2 separate regions of the Homo sapiens genome follow, and region 2 is linked to region 1. Evidence: chromatin loops called from intact Hi-C (ENCODE). Cell type or tissue: dorsolateral prefrontal cortex. All regions are shown on one strand. Links, peaks and the distances in the headings refer to the core of each region. The heading gives the core; the rest is flanking DNA.

Region 1 (9,739 bases), core at 742-8,741:
TAGTTCTAAGGGCACTCTAAAGCCAGGCTGCCCGGATTCTCAAAGCTCTGCCTCACACTAGCTGCATGACCACAGACAAAATAGCCACTCTGGGGCTTAATTTCGCCATCTGTGAAGTGGGAATCATATATATTGAATATAATTTATGATGAGGATTAAATGAATTACTACTTGTAACGAACTCAGAAGAGTGGCCTATAAATAGCAAGCACAATGTGTTGTATTGCCCTATTATTAGTGGTAGAACAGTATCCTGGGCACTATGCTAGGCACAGTCTTATAACAGTCTTATAACTTTGATCTACTTAGGGATTTAATTTATTGGAAAACTAACAAATTACAGCAATAGCAAGACCTAGACCTTGACCCCACACTGTCACATCTTTTCTCTTATTTGTCTAGCCAGTGTTTATACTCCAAGGGGAACATGGCTGAAAATAGGGAAGGTCTGGATGAAATGTCAGCCTAGAGTGGCCCATTTCCCAAGACCCTCCAGGGTAATTCTGGATATGGTGATGTTCGCATGCTCCCCTGCCTAGTCAGCACCAGGGCAGCATGCAACCTCACTGGCCACACATGGGCTGCTGCCCAAGACCTTTCAATGTAACATTCTGCTTCAGCTGGAAACTTTTGCAGTATCTGCACACTCCCCTAGGAAAACATTGATCTCTTTCACCATGCTCATGGGCTGCAGGTACAAAAACAGGGATCATTTACTGAACCCTTCAAACTGGTTTGCCTACAAAGGAAAAAGAGGCATTCTTATTTTTTTATATCAGTTGATCTTACTCTATTCCAATAATAACCCACCCACAGTTACAAATGCAGAGGAAACTGACAGACAGGCACTGTCTGCCTTGTCATCTAACAGTTCATTGTCTCTCTCCCTCCCTGCACCAGCAGTGATCCAGGATGAGCAGGATATAGGTTGGGCCACGGTTCTCTAGTGCCAGCTCTGCATACCTGTGGATTCAGCAATGCACTCTTTAGCCCCCAGCCCCCCTCAGGAATTCCTAGAGGAGCCCAGCGCTCCCTCTCTTCCTGGCCTGCCTGTGGCCCAAAATACCCTTCCTTGAAATCCAAAGCCCAAAGCTTCCACCTACAGAATATAGGCAATCTGGTCTACTTCCTTTCTCCGTGTTTAACCCCTTACTGATCACTGTAGGGCTTGATGTAGTCCAGCGTTACCTGTTTTATGTGTAATACTGGGGTTTCACAAGATGTATAGGTGGCAGATGGACACACTATTCTACCCTGTATTTTAATAATTACTTATTTTAATATATTTAGATACATTAGCATATCAAAATTATCATTTCATCAATATTCTTGCTTATAATAAATCCAAGAAAACAAAAATAATTTAAAGTTATACAATGGAAAAAGAAAATAATTTTGTGTAGATGATCTACGAAGATAGTACACAAACAAGTGGAGTTTGAGGAAGGCCATTGACCTACCTTAACTATATATATGGTGAACTCAATTTTATGGCTAAGAATAAGAACATTATTCTGCCTGTTCTATATTAGCTGTTTTACTAAAAACTTTAATGAACACTAATGAAATGATACAAATAGATGGCTAATGTTTCTCCTAACTTCTGTTGTTATATTTTCCCTTTTAAAGGGGTATAGTTTGTTGCAATGCTGGAAAAGCTCCATCAGCCCGCCAAATGGGGGTCTGTCCCACAGGCTTGAGATGCCTCTGCAGTCCCCACACTAAGGGACCACCTGGTGACAAGCAGAAAAATGCACTGTTGAACGGCATGCAAACACTGGAGGATTTTCCTCAGCAATGTACCTGTAAGGCTTGCCCTTTGCCTATGCTAATACTTAATTAAAATCTGTTGTCTCCAAAAGGGTGAGGAGAGAAAGATGACTTAGTTTAGGTTGATGGGGTAAATTTGCATTTACAGTCAATTTGTATTTCTTATTAGCAATTTGTTTCTAACTATATTTTACATACTAAGAGAGAAAAAAACCATCCCAAAGGAGATGCTAAATCTTTAGAGGTTGAGGTAGGAAAAGATTGAAGTAACCTTATCAAGTTTTCCATTCAGTTAATTTTTTTTTTTTTTTTGAGATGGAGTCTCACTGTGTTGCCCAGGCTGGAGTGCAGTGGCGCAATCTCGGCTCACTGCAACCTCCCCTTCTCCGGGTCAAGCAATTCTCCTGCCACAGCCTCCGGAGTAGCTGGGCTTACAGGCACACACCACCACACCTGGCTAATTTTTGTATTATTAGTAGAGATGGGGTTTCACCATGTTGGCCAGGCTGGTCTCAAACTCTTGACCTCAGCTGATCCGCCCACCTCGACCTCCCAAAGTGCTGGGATTACAGGCGTGAGCCACTGCACCCAGCCCATTCAGTTAATTCTTTAGGGGCAACATGGAAGAGCTAAAAGAAAGGAAAGTTCTTAAATTACTTTACCTGTTTTGAGATAGGGTTGAACTGAATATGAAAACAACAGCCAGAGCTGGGCTTTTGGCTACTCTTTTTGCAATAATTATGTAAAGAGCTGGTCACAGGTCCATTTTCCTCAACTTGGAGGCAGCCCAGGAGCAGGGAGCCAAGTTCCTGCAAAGCCACACAGTAAGCATGGCACCTCTTCCTGAAGTTCAAGTTAGCTTGATAGTAGATTTTTTTTTTTTTTTTTAGATGGAGTCTTGCTCTATTGCCCAGGCTGAAGTGCAGTGGTGCAATCTCGGCTCACTGCAACCTCTGCCTCCTGCGATTGTCCTGTCTCAGCCTCCCAAGTAGCTGGGATTACAGGTGCCCGCCACCACACCAGGCTAATTTTTTTGTATTTTTAATAGAGACAGGCTTTCACCATGTTGGCCAGCTGGTCTCAAACTTGTGACCTCAAGTGATCTGCTCACCTCGGCCTCCCAAAGTGCTGGGATTACAGGCGTGAGCCACTGTGCCTGGCAACAGTAGATTTTAAATCATTTTTATATTAAGATGATATCAACACATACTGGAACTGAAAATAAATTACTCAAGAATTTTTAAGATAAGTCTCTAAATCTGAAGGAAATATTGAGCTTGTAACAGACCTTTTTAGCCTAAACTCTTTCTAATTCCTGGAGTGGAGGCCGGGAGGGGAGATACAATGTTTCCCTTTCCTCTGCTCTTAAAAGGACTTGGATGGACAAATGTTCAGTGTCTCTGATGCTCCCAACTATTCTCATCTGTCACTGCCTTTTCAGTGCTTCCAGCTCCTTGAAGAGAGCCTGTAAAACTCTCTTGGGGGAGAGTTGTGGGGCAGGTCTGCAAAGATATTCTCAGCATCTGCAAGAGCCTATATTTGAGAAACCCGTCCTTAGAGATTTCTCTCCTCCCCATAAGAAAGCTCTAATATGAGCCCTTTCTAAGCCAACATGAATTTCATTCTACTTTAGCTCTCCGAGGCTCACTTACGTTTCACGCTTTCTCTTTTCTCATACAATTAAAGACTTTGCCCCCATTAAAGGGATTCTTGGCTTCTGTGGGCAAAAAAGCTCATCTCTCAGGACCTGCTTCTGTGTATGCCCCTCCCGCAAACAGCCCCTTCTCTCTCCAGACTCTGGAATATTATATCTGGCAACAGGCTTAAATTTGGAATTCCATCCTGTTTTCCCTAGATAAATTTGAGCTAGTTGGCTATCAGACTCTCCTCTCTGCCCATCTCACACTCCTTGGGTTGAGGTACTATCCTGAAGGAATTTTGACTAGTTCTGCCTGGTGCCTCAGCCCAACTCACAAGGCAGAGAGTCCTTTAAATATTCATATTCCGCTCCTGGAGTGATCATTACTATTCCAGATCAGAACTGTTCTCATGCATTTAAATGTCAATAGTTCCCAGCTTAATTCATTAGTCATCCATTCAAGTAGGTGATCCTATAACCAACCTATTTGCTTGTCAGGGTCTCCCAGTCTGCGCCAAGAAGGGTGATTTCCTTAGCACTGATGAAATTGAGACGCAGTTCTTTTATTTTAACTGTAAATATGAATTAGGTGCTTGGTACACATTAGTGGTTTTAAAACCATCCCTTTGTAATGTAATTTGTCATAGTGTCTTCATCACCATGACAACTGGACGGCCTTCACTGTTCCCTCTGAAAGGAAAGTTGAAAACAATGATTAAAAAGAAGCCATATTTATTTACATTTTGTTTCCATAGAGGTGGGGAGCCAGAAACAGTTTGGGTCTATTACCTAGCAAGTTGTAAATGCAAAGATGTCAAAGCTTATTATGCATGTGTCCTCTCTGGTGGCAGAGTGATTACACAGAACACTGTTCCCTTAGCTGTCTTCTTTGGGCCCAAGCTCAGAGGCGGTGCCCCACACAACAAAGTGTCGATAGTCAGCAAGCCTCTAGGAAGTGCTGCTGTGGCTGGTTACAGATCAACCCTCCTCTCTGCGAGCGTCCCTGGGACAGGATTTAACCCTCTCCTCTCTCAGGATCTTTGTCTTGTTTATGCTATTAGTACTGTTGCTTTTCTTTGTTTCTTCCTTTTTAAAAGTTTTTCATTTTCTCTAGCTCTCTCCTTCCCAAGGGATGTCTGTCAACAGGCTCTCTCAAGGTCAATCTTGTTACATGGACCTGACACAAGCAAACTTTACCCCTCCCTCGCCCCCACCTCTGTTGTCACAAGCCCGGATGACTGGGCAGCTCCTCCTGTGTTCAGGACTGAGATTCAGAGGTGCAATTCTCAGCCCAGTGTCCAGGAAGGCGAGAGGATTCCTCTCTTCTTCCCCATCTCTTCCCTGTTCCCCAAAAGAGTGCAATATTGTATCTGTTGAACTTAACACTGGCAGCCACTAAAAAAGAGTTCCAGAATTAAAATGCATTCACCACTGGCATGGAAAGAACAGGACGCGGAGAAAGATGAGAACTGTTAACCTTTATTCATCACATTCAGTTTCCCCAACATTAAAAGGCGCAGCATTTTCTAACAAAGGTGATTTCTGAATACCAGGACCTGACGGTTTTTTACATACCAATTATAGAACACAACAGATAAAATTTATATGGAGCATTTGTGTCTGTAAGTCCTGTGAAATTTGGGAAATTAAGAAGGTTTTGCCCCCCTCCTTTCTTTCACTAGCATGTGAAAGCATTCTTTTCCTGCTAAATGGATTTAGTCTAACTGCCTAATTCATTATGCTAAAACCATGAAGCAATTTCCTGTTCAAAGCCCAGCTCACAGGCTCTCTGTTGTCAAGTATTTGAATTTCAGATTAGAAATGTGTTCATTTGGATAGCTTGAAAGGAAAGCTTTGTTGTCAGCTTGGCTTTATGTTCTGCCAGGAGCCAAATCCCTCCTCTTCAGCAGTCACCAGCAAAATACCAGATCTCAACTCCGGACTCAATATCTTGAAACAAACACAAACACCTCTGGCCTCTGTGGTCAAAGCAACGGCTTGAGGTTTGCTTTCCCTCCCTAATAATAAAATTATCTCAGATGATGATTTCTGACAGATAGGAGCAAATGTTTAGAGTTTCCACTCCACCTTCCCCGCCATTCCACCATCACCCACCACACATTCTTTTTAAAAAGCAGGCAGGAGTATTTCTGCCAGAATGTCCTTCAGAGTGGCTTAGTTCTATGAGTAACTGAGACATTTGCTACAGAGCAGTGAACTGAAGTGGGGGCTGCGTTTTTGTCAACCTTCAGCTGTCATTTACACTGTGCAGCACTGTCCCATCCACTTGCCATTTCCAGTGATTTTTTTCCCCTGATTGATCTTCGAAAAATATATACAGCTGCTCAGAAAGTCAAAGGTCATGTTTTTTAGCTGAAGAAACAAAGTCCAGGGGGAAAATGCCCTGATACATCTAGAAGAAAAAAAAAAGAAAATATGTACGTGATTGGCTACTAATCATGGAAGCTCTGATACTGGGTAGGAATTCAGGCAACTATTTCTTGTACAAATTTTTTGAATTTTCGAAGCTGCAAGATTCTAATACGCTGTCACACTTTGGTACTTTGGTTCCACCATAACCATCTAATTATTATTAATCAATAAATATTTATTGAGGTTTCTTTTATCCAGTTACAAATATATTTCTTATCACAGATGACATTATGCAGTATTTTGGGTTGTTGCTGATATTGACAGCTAATATTTGTTTGGTGCTTTATGGTTTTCAAAGTGCTTTCAGCAGCATTACCTCATTTTATTCTTTCAGATGTTTCTCATCACAGTCCACAGTTTATGAATGTGGAAACCAGTCAATCTTTACATTGCACAAGGAGAATTAAGTTGCAGAAGGAGGAGTTTCAAACATAGATCTTTGACTATGAGAATGTTTTCATTAGTCCATCCTGACTCTGCTGCTTACTTCAGCCTTTAAATAGGGAGAAGCTATCATCATATCCTCTCTGTGGTCTTATTCTTAGGCTAAATACGATGAAACGATTAGCCTTGTATCTATTTGGCTTATTCTAAATTACAGAAATTTTGTGTCTGTGCATAATGACAGTGCTTCTAAGTAATTTGAGGATATCCATTGCTTTCAGTTTGAAAATAATGGTCTCTATGTGGATTTAAACTGCAGGCCAAATTTAATTATGCTAGAGAAAAGCGGAACATTTGTCATTTACACTTTTTGACATACAGAGAAAATAGTGGCCAATTTGCTAACCTGTAGTGGAAATAATCCAGGCCTTATTACAAAGAGAGGAAAAGTAAAATTAGAGCAAAATTAAACACAACTAAAGAATCAGGATCGTTTTTAAGGAAATGCCATTGAGGGAAAGGAACTGTTAAACTAAAGCTGACCCAGTTCATGGTCTTCAATTGCATTATAACCCTTGGCCTACTTTATTCTGCAGGGCCTTTTCTGGAGCATATTAATTTTCCTGAATTGGCAATTAAGCCACAGGATTTTTAAAAAATCATAATTCTGATCCAAATTGTATTCTGACTCAAAAATTGTGTGCTGATCCAATAATATAATTCCATTTGGAGAATGAACTCCCAGTCTCACACACACATTAATATATTAAAGACAAAATGTCTCAACCACAGGAAAAACACAGTTCCTACCATAATACACAGCCATTTTTAGGCATATCTGTTGTCATTTTTATTGAATTTTTGTAGAGATTCAAAATAGATACAGACAGATTTTTTTCTATGTTCTTTATTTTCTTATCATGTAAATTTGTCCTACTTTTCCTTCCTGAGTTACTCTAATCTTAGTCTTTATTATTTTTTTTTCTCCTTGTGTAGTAGAACTGAATAATTTGACTAGTTCCACCTCTGCCAGCAGTAACACGTTGAGGCCACATGTGCTTTCTTCATCCCCAAAGCTGACTGACACGATGGCAGGTGCTGAGTTTATCATGTCCCTCCCAATCTTCAAGGCCTTTGCCTGCACTACTTCCCTCAAGAAACTTTCCCTCACAGTGCTGAGACACAGTGGATTTTCCTCCTTTGAACTTGGCATTTGTAAAAATCTCATTTTTCTCTTCTATCACTTTTCTATTTAACCTTTCATGACTTTATGTCATCCTGCTCCCTTAAATGCCTTAAAAGTGAGCACCTTATGTGCTATCTCTGTATTCCTGATGACTAGCTCAATGCAACTTGTGAGTCTAACTAACTTTTAAGAGATGTAGGGGACGAGGTGAAAGTTTGCCCCTTGGCCCTTTGAAGGTTTGCTGAAAAATTAACTTGCAAAAGGCAGATTAATTGGAGAAAAGGCATACAAATTTATTTATTTATTTATTTATTTTTAGGTGCATGCACAAGGAAAATCACAATATGATTGCCCACCCCACAAGGTGGTTCAGAAGCTTATACGCTATCCTGGCAAAACAGGCTATGGGAGAGGGGAGAAGAGGAATTCTGTGGAGGGGATTACTAGGGAAAATGAATGGATCTAGGAACAGAGATGAACTTTTAAATAGTTCCCTTTGGCAGTGAAAAGGTCTGTTCAGGTATGGTTACATTCTCGGTCTGACAGCGAGGGGAAGAAGACACAGTTGTTCCTTTTGGTAAGTCTGGATCTTAGGCAGACAACAGTTTTGGGACAGATGGTGGCAAGGCAAGGTCAAAGAGACCTTGAGGCTTCTTCTTCAGTTTAGCGTGTCCACATGCCATATTTTAGGATATCGGTTTCTGAACCCCAACAGTAGATAAGAAAAAGTTAACTGGTTACCCATCTGAGGGGGACAGTGCTACAAGTGGGGGACAGGGACAAGAGGGGCAGTCTAGCATTTGCTGCAGAACCACTCTCCAGTCTTTGCAGTCAGTCATTCTACAGCATGGCCAAAGGAGGTATTGTAAAATTATACCTACTGTATCCAGCCCTGACTACTTTCTCTTCTCCTCTCCTCTTGTCCCCCACTGTAAGTTCTGAGTTGAGAATGGTGAGAAAAAGATGAGTGAGACATAAAGAGTCCCTGCCCTTGGGGGGCTTGCTGTGACACCTACTTGAAGTGTCTGCCAAGGAGCAGGGGATGAGAATGTTCAAGGAAAGCTCACCGACACTCTGCACAGAGCCCCACACTGTCACTCTGATGGTCTCAACTGCATGGACCTGGTTGATCTGGAACTACATTTCCAAGAATCTCTTTTCCTGGGTGGTTGCAGGCTAAGAACTAGTATGACTTTTGGGAGACAGAAATGAAGCAGTAGCCCTTACTCTTTGCAGGTGCCTGTGGCTAAATATGGACACCAACTCAGAGGTGCTAACTTACACCAGCTTGTCCTCACTGCCCCCAGCTTTGTGTCCAGCTCTTCCTTGTGACTGCCAGCACTGCCTACCAGCAACAGCCCCAGGTTCACCAAACACTTGGCCAAATTCCTCCAGAAGCAGTGGCTGCCACGGTGCTAGCTTCCACAAGCCCTTCCCTAGCTCCCCTTGATAGCCCTACTCTGGCAACTGGACACATGTGCCTCTGAGATTCCCCTGCAAGCATAGACCTTCCCACCAGCTCCAGTGCCTTGGGACAGCTGGCTGGATCCTTTCTCAGATCCTCCATTTCTCCCTCTGGATCCTTCCTTCTCCAGCTTCTCCAACAATTACATAAGATCTCACTCTTTTAATGAATCTTTTTCCGTAATATACTGCTTCACCTTTCCCAATTGAATGTCAATGATTCGGTAATACACCTAATAAATGTTCCTTTTCTTGATGAGCTGTGGCAGGGAATGTGCTGCCTTAGGGAATGACAGGAATAGGGGAGATAGGTCATTTTGATTCATCTCTGTCGTCTCACCCCTTTGTTCTTTGTGATCAGATGTACTGATTTGGGATAAAATCGGCTGATGAAAGTCACAAATGTTTTGGTGGCCACTAAAAAGGCTTACAATTCATATGAAACTAACTTATTTTAACAGTGATCAAAGCAATGACTACTTTTCTACTTTCTCTGCCAAGTAAGATAATGGCTGTACTGAAGATTAACGACAAAATGTCCGCATTTGGAAACAGCTGTGAATGATAATAGGTGATTCTTCATATTGATAGCAATAGAAGTGCTTAGCCTATTCATTGTCAACACAATTTAATATATTTCATCTTGAGACCATGTCCATTTCTAGAATTTTGAGGTACACTCTCATCCCTAAAGAGCTTTCTCATTAGTAAAATAAGTCATTTTTTAGCCAATTTTTCCTCCTAGTTTTTCTGTGACCCTAATTTAATTAGACGGGAGATCAATGATGGCCTGAAGGCAAGTCATAATGAGGCCAAAATAGTAAAAGACTCTGAAAGTGAAAGCTGAGGCATGGAAAACAGAA
Region 2 (9,739 bases), core at 480-8,479, 120 kb after region 1:
GGTTGGTGAGGTCAGAAATGGGTGAGGGGGGCCTTGCGGAATTTTATTCTAAGGTCTGGTATAGGGAGCGGTTGCAAGTTTATCCATTAATTGTTATTATGTCCTACAAGCATGAATTAATTAACACCTTATAGTATTATGCTCAGCCAGAATATTGAACGTAGGTGCAGTTAATAAGAGCGGGTGCCAGGAACCAAAGACAGGTCCGTCTGCAGCTAATGGAGAGGGGTATGGAAGAAACATATCTCAATGTGATAAAAACCATACACAACATATCTACAGCTAGTATTATACTGAGTGGGGTAAAACTGAAAGCCTTTCCTCTAAGATCTGGAACAATACAACCATGCCCCCTATTACCATTTTTATTCAACATAGTGCTAGAAGTCCTAGCCAGAGCAATGAGACAAGAAAAAGAAATAAAGGGCATCCAAATTGGAAAGGAAGAAGTCAAATTAGTGCTGTTTGCAGATCATATGATCTTATATTTAGAAAACCCTAAAGACTTCACCAAAAAACTATTAGGCTGATAAACAAATTCAGTAAAGTTGCAGGACACAAAATCAACATACAAAAATCAATAGCATTTCTATATACCAACAGCAGACAATTTGAAAAAGAAATCGAGAAAGTAATATCATTTACAATAGCTACAAATACTATAAAATAACTATGAATAAACTTAATCTAAGGAGTAAAATATATCTATGATGAAAATCGTAAACACTGACACTCAAAATTTTGAACCCTGAAATTTAACCTTGATAGAAATTGAAGAGGACACAAAAATATGAAAAGATATTCTATGTTCATAGATTAGAGAATCAATATTGTTAAAATGTCTATTCTACACAAAGCAATCTACAGATTATATGATTCAATGCAATCCCTATCAAAATATCAATGACATTCTTCACGAAATAGAAAAAAAATTATAAAATTTATGTAGAACACAGGACCCAGAATAAACAAAGCAATTCAGAGCAAAAAACACACAAACAAACAAAAAACCCTAGAGGCATCACATTATACTACTTGCCTTCAAATTGTACTACAAAGCTATAGTAACCAAAACAGCATGGTACTGGCATAAAAAACAGACACATAGACCAATGGAACTTTACAGTCAACTCATTTTTGACAAAGGTGCCAAGAATATACATTGCTGAAAGGACAGTGTCTTCAATAAATGGTGCTGGAAAACTGGATATTCATATGTAAAAGAATGAAACTAGACCTTTATCTCTCACCATATACAAAGAAAAAGTAAAAACAGTTTGAAGACTTAAATCTGACTTAAATCTAAGATCTAAAACTATGAAATTATTAATATTAGACAAAAATCTTGAAGAAACACTCCAAGACTTTGGTCTGGGCAAAAATTTTTTGAGAAAGACCTCAAAAGTGTAGGCAACCAAAGCAAAAATTAACAAATAGGATCACATCAAGCTAAAAAGCTTCTGCACAGAAAAGAAGAAATCAACAAGAGACAAACAACAGAATGGGAGAAAATATTTGCAAACTATGCATCTGACAAGGGATTAATAACCAGAGCATATAAGGAGCTGAAACAGCTTAACAGAAAATAAACAAACAATCCAATTTTTAAATGGGCAAAAGATCTGAACAAACATTTCTCAAAAGAAGACATACAAATATCCAACAGGTATATTTTAAAATGCTTAACATCACTAAGCGTCACAGACATGCAAATTAAAACAATGAGATATCACCTCACCCCAGTCAAAATGGCTTTTATACAAAAGACAGGCAATCATGAATGCGGGCAAGGATGTGAAGAAAGGGGAACTCTCATACTCTGTTGGTAGAAATGTAAATTAGTATAGCGACTATGAAAACGAGTATGGAGGTTTCTCAAAAAAAACTTAAAATCAAACTACCATATGATCCTGCAATCCCACTGCTGGGTATATATCCAAAAGAAAGGAAATCGGTATATTAAAGTGACATGTGCTGTCCCATGTTGATTGCAGCAGTATTTACAATATCCAACATATGGAATCAACCTAAGTGTCTATTATCAGATGAATAAAGAAAATGTGGTATATACACACAACGGAATATTATCCAGCCATAAAAAAAAAATGAAATCCTGACATTTGCAACAACATGGATGGAACTGAAGGACATTATGTTAAGTGAAATAAGCCAGGCACAAAAAGATAAATGTCACACGTTCTCACTCTAAGTGGGAACTAAAAAATAAAAAATAGATTAAAAAAACTTGAACTCGTAGAGATAAAGAGTAGAAGGAAGGTTACCAAACATTGGGAAGGGTAGTAGGTAGGAGAAGAAAAAGTGAAAATGATTAGTGGGTACCAAAATACAGTTAGACAAAAGGAACAAGATCCAATGTTCAGTAAGACAGCAGGGCAACTATAGTTAACTCTAATTTATTGTATATTACACAATAACTAGAAGAGTTGAAGTGGAATCTTCCTAATACAAAGAAATGATAAATGCTTGAGGTGATGGACAGCCCAATTGCCCTGATTTGATCATTACACATTGCATGCCTGTGTCAAAACATCACATGTACCACATAAATATGTAATATAACAACCATTGTGTGTCCATAATAATTAAAAATATTTTTAATTTACTTATATAAGAGTACAGAGATATATGTGTACTCATTTCCTGATCACTAACTCCTCCAAATAATTCATTTGACCAAATAACATACAATTCTAAAAAAGAAAAAATATATCCATCTAATTTTTAAAAGACCAAGATAAATAAAACAGCTGCTCCTGAAGAATTATAGTATACCACCCGAAAGGCTGCCATCTCGTTTTGAAATAAAATTATTTTTAAGTACTTGCTAGATAATGTTTCATAGGAATAGAAGGAAAATACTTAGAACTAGAAATAACTCAGCAGACTTTTAAGTAAAAATATACTTTGAAGTTGCCTTAGAAATTACTATTCCACTATAACCTGGAAGGGTGGGTTTGGGGAGTTGGGATTATTACTAATATTCCAGAATGAAACATATTTAGTCACCAGACTCTCTGGCAAGCAAGGTCCTGATTCTAGGACAGATATATGACCTTATTCAATCATTATTCACAGAATAAGTTGTTTTAAACTGCACTGGCAAAAAGTTTTTCATACTCTATTTAGTCTCAAAATAATACTTGACAAGTTGATTTTTTTTAATTCTGCTAGTATGATATTTCTTATATCTATAGGCCTCTTTAATCATCTTTTTTGCCAGCTTGGATATTAATGATTGTGTGTGATGTTTCATAGTTATCCCAAACAGTCAGGATAGCTGGCAATAACTCAAGAGTAATTTAGATGCTTTGAAATCTCTGACATATAAAACCATCAGTTCATCCAACTCTGACATCATTAAATAAGACTATTCTTTTTATCAGTGAAATCATTTGGTTCATTCCAACCTCTGCCCTCCTAACTTCTGTGTAAAGTGTTCTTTAAAATGTATAAATTATTACCAAGGGATATTATTAAAAAATAATTAAAGAGTAACTAGCAGGCTCTTATGCTCTGCCATGCATGTGAACCTATCCATTATTGAATTAAGATGTCTTTTTCATTTTTCTTGAATAGATATAAATGAAGCTGCCTCTTCTTCAGAGAGGAAAATCCACTTTAAAGCAATGACATTTGCTGATCAATATGTGGGTCAAAAAAAAAAAGAATCTAGGACTTAAAATATAAAAACTAAATAAACTAAAACCTAAAGTGGAAAATCATCTAAAAGTAGGAATGCTAATTCTTATTAAAGTCCACTAGGTTTAAAATGTGAGCTGAATCAGGTCGATTGTTGTAATTTCCTGAGCATTTGTCTTGAAAACTAATTAGAAAATCTAGAGATAGTACTTGGTATTCCTAACAGGACCGGGAAACCTTTGTGTTTGTTCTTTTGATTCCAACCTCCCATTTGGAAGCAGCCCAGAATCCAGCAATCAAACAAGTTTAACTAACCAAGATTCACATTCTCAAAGTATATCACTCAGTGAGAATATGAGAACAGTAACTTGGTATACTGTGTTACAGACAAAAACTAAGAAAAGCTAGTCTATTACAATAACACCAAAACAGCTCTCCATCAGTCTTACACATTCAGTCTTTATAAAACAAATGTGTTGTTTCTTTGCTTTTGTACACAGATATCTTTAAATATGCAAGAGAAACCACACAGAGTAACTGAAAGTCAATCATATCAGCATTATGCCCTGCTTATTTCTAAACCATTGGCTGGAATTCAGCTAACCTAAACTTAACTGAATGTTAATGTAACAGCTGGCAATATGAATTTTTTAAAAACGATTCCAAGAGTAATGAAAATGAAAATATAACACATGACATTGATCTAAGTTTTGACAGACGTTTTTGGTCAGCATAACATATGAGCTCAGAAATGAAGTGCCAGCCATGTACCTTTCAGGAAAGACTTCCTCTATACATAAAGTTGTTACAGAAAATGACTAGCAGCGTCATATCCTAAGCGTCTTGGCCAATAATAAATTGAACATTAATAGAAACTGACTATTTCTTACATGTCCCCATGAACTAATAGGCTAAACATCCAAGGCATCTGGAATTACTTGCTCTGCTATGGGCTGTCATACAGTTTATCATCCCAGGACCCATTTGACGTGGATGGTGCTCCTAAAAGCCCCAGGAATTCTGCTGCTGAACTGAAATTCCATTTTGAGTATCAGCAGCATTTGTTTATCAGGATAGCTAGGAAGGGAAGGTGCATGAAGAGAACTACTTATCATGCTCAAATGATATTCACAGAGAGAAGAATGGGACCAATGCATTATTTTTAAACTGTGTCTGGCCAGCATGTCAGTATTGATTGAAGAATCCAGCAGCAGTGAAAAGAGTCATGTCTGCATTCAGAGATGAAGAGGCAGTTACGTTATCCACTATCTTTCTTATCAACTGGTTAGATCAGTCCCTCATTTTTAGGACAAATAATAATAAAAATCGTGAACATCTTGCAGGACCTCAAAAGAAAATGTTGCTTCCCCCTCCCAAAAATCTAAAAAAAAAAAAACAAAAAACAACAACAACAACAACAAACAAGCTAATAGCCTTCCTACCCTTCATATAGAAAGGCAATTTGATGCGAAAATGTTTTCTCCTAAGTGATGGAATGTGCAGTCATGCACCAGCAACCCAGTGCTGAATATCAACTTGTCTGGATGAAACTGCTCTGGGGTTGGACAGAACACACTGTTAGAAACGGAGGCACTTCAATACACGAGGAGAGGCTGTGCACTCTATTTCAGAAGATGGAGGTTTATCTTCCAGTGGAGGGCTTTGATGTTATTCATATGCTAACAATATCACCATTTCCTCACAGCACTCAATACACAGAGAATAAAAGACATCATTTGCTGACATGGGGCTCAGCACTTTCTGTCCAGCATACTGATCAACAATCTGCATTCAGCTTCACAGCTAAGCCATCACATAACCTTTAAATTGTTCTTTTAACACTTTAAAATTCTGGTCAAAATAATTTACCATTTTATAGAATAAAATGATGAAACAAAGAACTCTAACTGTATTTTCCCTCTGCTCCTAAAATGTAGCTTCAGTGCCCCTGGGGCTCCTTTCATCTCATCTAAGTGCTGGCATATGATGTGATTGTTAACATAGCTGGCCACCAGATGAAGTGAATTATCTAAACTGCCAAGGTTCCCACTTTCTTTCCAATTTAAACATCAATTTAACACAGAAACTGAAGGGTATTATGAAAGCTTTAATATGAACCATTTCAGACATGAGAAAAAAATACTGGAAGGTTTTTTCAAACAGCCAAACAAACATGCAATTTTTTGAAGCTGCAGATGAGTCAGGAAAATGAATGTACCATCAGAGCACACGCAGTATGCACTTCAACCAACAGCAACAAAGAAAGGCCTCTTTGTCTTAAACATGCTTTTCTGAGCAGGGGAGGATTTCACTAAAGAAAATATCCTGGATGATCTTGTTAGGACATTAACTAAATACAAATTATCATCAACAAAGAAAACACTTCTTATTTTAAACATTTCAAAATGCATATCATTCATGTGGATGATACGGAATTTTTTGATAGTCTTCTCTGGATTATTAGTGTTCTTTTCATTATGTAACTTGCTTTTCTCATGGAAATGTTTTCTCCACTTGGATCACTAACTGCTAACAGAATGTGCAAGCATATGTCCTGCATATCTCTTTGAAAATGAGACCATTTCATAGCTAATTCATGACAATAAAAAGTGATGCTTTCTTACACAAAGTGGAGCGTTTCTTGCTGTATGCCATTTCAATTAAGGCATACGAGTTTGAATCAAAACAAAGTGAATTATTAGCAGGTATAATCTTTACCCTTTTTAAGCCTTCACAATATAAATGATATTAATATGTAAAATATATAAAGAACTACAGTCACAATTACATGTCCTTATGAAAATGTAAGATTTAAAGATATGAAACAAAATTTGAAGTTATATTTAACCAAGATTAAATAATATACAAGTTAAATACATATGATTTTGCTATCTGAAAGCATTCCTGAAAGTTAACAACATAAATTACAGATTTTCGTCTAGAAAATAATCTTCCTTAGAGTCAGTTAATAGTTTATAGAAAGAGAAAAGGAAGGAAGGAAGGAAGGAAGGAAGGGAGGGAGGGAGGGAAGGAGGGGAGGGGAGGGGAGAGGAGAGGGGAGGGGAGGGGAGAATGGAGGGGAGGGGAGAATGGAGGGGAGGGGAGAATGGAGGGGAGGGGAGAATGGAGGGGAGGGGAGGGGAGGGGAGAGAAGGGAGACGGGAATTTTATTATACAGAGCTATTCTAATTATTATTTTCTTCTTAAAGGTATATTTTGAGAAAGTGCAAGACTATAAAACACATATGAATAAATTATACAAATCATAAATGGCACCATATAAAGTAAAAGGGATATTACCATATAAGGACTGCATAGCTGTTCCCATATGGAATGCACAGGGAATATTATTGACAAATCCAGAACAGCCATATGTAACGCTCAGTGGCACTTCCAAATATAAAATACAAATACAATATGTAATACACTTACAGTATGTTGCATACCAAATGATCAAGCAATTTACCAAAGATTAGCATTTAAGAAACAAATACTACTACAAATAACATATGCACCTATTAATGATTTATTTTTACATTGGTGGTATTCATCAGATTTATCTTATGTTAAAAAGAAGTTTTCAGGGAATTTTCTGGCCCAAGGCTCTTTGTGGTAAACTAAAGGAAAATTATAGAACCATCTTGCCAAAAGAAACTTTAGAGATCATGCAGTCTTACTTTTAAGTGGGAAAATTGAAGCCCAGAAATGTTAAGTTGCTTGCTCAAGATTACAAAGCCCATTCATGGCAGAATTCCAGATCTCCTGGCTCTCAGACCAGACCCCAAATTAAAGCTATCCTAATTAGCTCCTTTTTACTGACAACACATATATATTTTAAAATCTTCATTGTCTGCTCTGTTGTCCAGTACAACAATCATCTGCAGAAACACGCAACTCTGGGTCTGACAGTGTAACACCACCATTCATTCCCAGTGTGATTTCATTGACTCTGACTCACACTTCCCTGGGATTTGCTGGGGAACAGAAGGAGATGTTGACCTCAATAAAAAAACAGCCATGACTCCATGAAAGTCATAACAGAGCCTAAAACTGTTTAATCCTGAAATAGGCGCCACAGAGAACGCCTTTGAAGAGGAGGTTTTGTTCTTCCTCCACAGCGCTTTAAGAAACACATTGAACGTGAGCCAAAGCCTCCTCTCCTCTACCATCAGCCATAACTGGAAGGCAAAAGGAAAAGGCCTGAAAATTAAAGCAGAATATGTGGCTCTCAACTGTACATTTCAATATTTTGTAACTTTCCACCCCTTCTCCCACCACTTCAGAGAAGAGCCTCCCCAACTCTACCCACTGTGGAAAACTGTTAAATCACTCAAGTGAAGTTCCAGATATATACCTAGAAATAAAATAACAACTTTAAGAAAATCTGGCCAATCACTAAACATGTATTTTCCCCCAACAGGACCTTGAGAACTCTCTGAATACTTAAATGTTAAACATCTAGACAGGTTCTAGTAAATTAAAAGAGTGCAATCACCGTTTCTCCCTGAATATCATCTTTTTCATTTCAAGGCAGACACAGTTCTAGCCTAAAAATTCCCTCGAAACCAGGATTATAATAGGAATTCAGTGTGTTTCAACTTGAAAAAATCATGCCAGAAAAATCATGTTTTCTTTGAGGGAGGGGTTCAGGGAGAGATTTAATTTTTTAATTACCAAAACAAGAAATTTTTGTTAGTCCTGGAAGTGCTTAGTCTTCTGTGGATTACTGAAATTGGGGATCCCTTATAAAACTAAGAGGATTTGTTAGTAAGTTTTAAAATCATTCCCCAACCATCAAATTTAATAATTCCACATTCAGCATTGTTCACAAGGTTCTGAGCACTGTAATTAACTAGACATAGAAAAGGACTCTGCTCCCAGATCAATCACTCTAATTCCTTCCCTGGCTCAGTAAATCCCCACTCTCCCATCTATCCAATTATAGTGAAAATTATCCTGTGTTATTTTAACTTTCAACACATTTCTAAATACATTAAATGTATTACATAGAAATATCTTTTTTTTTTTTTTTTTGCGACGGAGTTTCGCTCTGTCACCAGGCTGGAGTGCAGTAGCGCAATCTTGGCTCACTGCAATCTCCTCCTCTCAGGTTTAACGGATTATCCTACCCCAGCCTCCCAAGTAGCTGGGACTACAGGTGCGCATCACCATGCCCGGCTAAGTTTTGTATTTTTAGTAGAGACGGGGCTTCACCATGCTGGCCAGGCTGGTCTTGATCTCCTGACCTCGCGATCCGCCCACCTCGGACTCCCAAAGTGCTAGGATTACAGGCGTGAGCCACTGTGCCTGGCCAGAAATATCTGTATGAACCAAGCTGTTTATTAGCCATGTTTTCTTTTATTATTAGTTTCCTTAAAAAAAATCAATAAACCTGGATGTGTAGAAATTATATGACTAAAATATGTGCCAAACTTATCACTAATACAATGCAATAGCTACACAAACCAAATTTAATACTGAGATACTAGTCAGTTCACACAACAGGGGCAAAGCAAAAAGGCACTGCAGTCTAGGCACAGAGTTTTCACTGACCACTGATAGCTTGTTATGTCTCTTTTTGACATGGTATGTGATGTTACACTCTGGATTCTTTAAAATCAAAGTCTACAAGATGACAGTGAGTTTATGGGTCTGGGTTCAGCCACTTCGAATGCAGCAGGACAAGTGACATATGATGTCACCCTGATGGAGTTACCACTTGGATTCAGTCCCCTAGAGAAAGGGAAGGAGCTGTGCCTTCATTGAAGTTCAATTACAAATATCTGCACAGCGTATTCTCCAGATCAGTTTTGATACACCTTCAGATTAATTATACTGAGGATTTCCTTGCAGAAATAGTGACCAATAATCACTGCTTTGGCATGGAGAATTGGCAGTTTAGAAAAACTCCTGTGAAATAAGGTCCAAGAAGAGAGCTGTTGTGGATGTAGAGTGTTGATTCCCACCCTCCACTATGTTCATATCTACCTGTACTAGAGATTGAGTCATATGATTTGCATTAAGATAATTTCTTCTGAATATTGTTATAATAACCAATTTTTATTTCTGTAGACTGTAA

The links. A loop is a pair of places that touch in the nucleus more often than their neighbours do. Peaks named below come from ENCODE experiments on the same cell type or tissue, not always from the same donor. Only the 100,000 strongest peaks of a DNase experiment are listed, where the experiment ranks them.
Region 2: it touches region 1 in a loop (2.6-fold over the local background); 5 of 110 quality-filtered maps call a loop at or near these places.

What each region holds. Positions count from the first base shown.
Region 1 is chr5:123,870,537-123,880,275 of GRCh38, reverse strand. No RefSeq gene overlaps it. Among named protein-coding and RNA genes, the nearest start is that of CSNK1G3, 360 kb to the right of the region's middle. RefSeq lists enhancers at 3,691-4,441, 4,442-5,191, 5,192-5,942. In dorsolateral prefrontal cortex, for the core only: a CTCF peak has its summit at 5,225; DNase peaks (open chromatin) are centred at 4,335 and 5,235; H3K4me3 peaks cover 1,972 bases; H3K27ac peaks cover 4,440 bases.
Region 2 is chr5:123,750,667-123,760,405 of GRCh38, reverse strand. No RefSeq gene overlaps it. Among named protein-coding and RNA genes, the nearest start is that of CSNK1G3, 240 kb to the right of the region's middle. In dorsolateral prefrontal cortex, for the core only: no CTCF peak of the experiment used is centred there; no DNase peak of the experiment used is centred there; H3K27ac peaks cover 5,187 bases.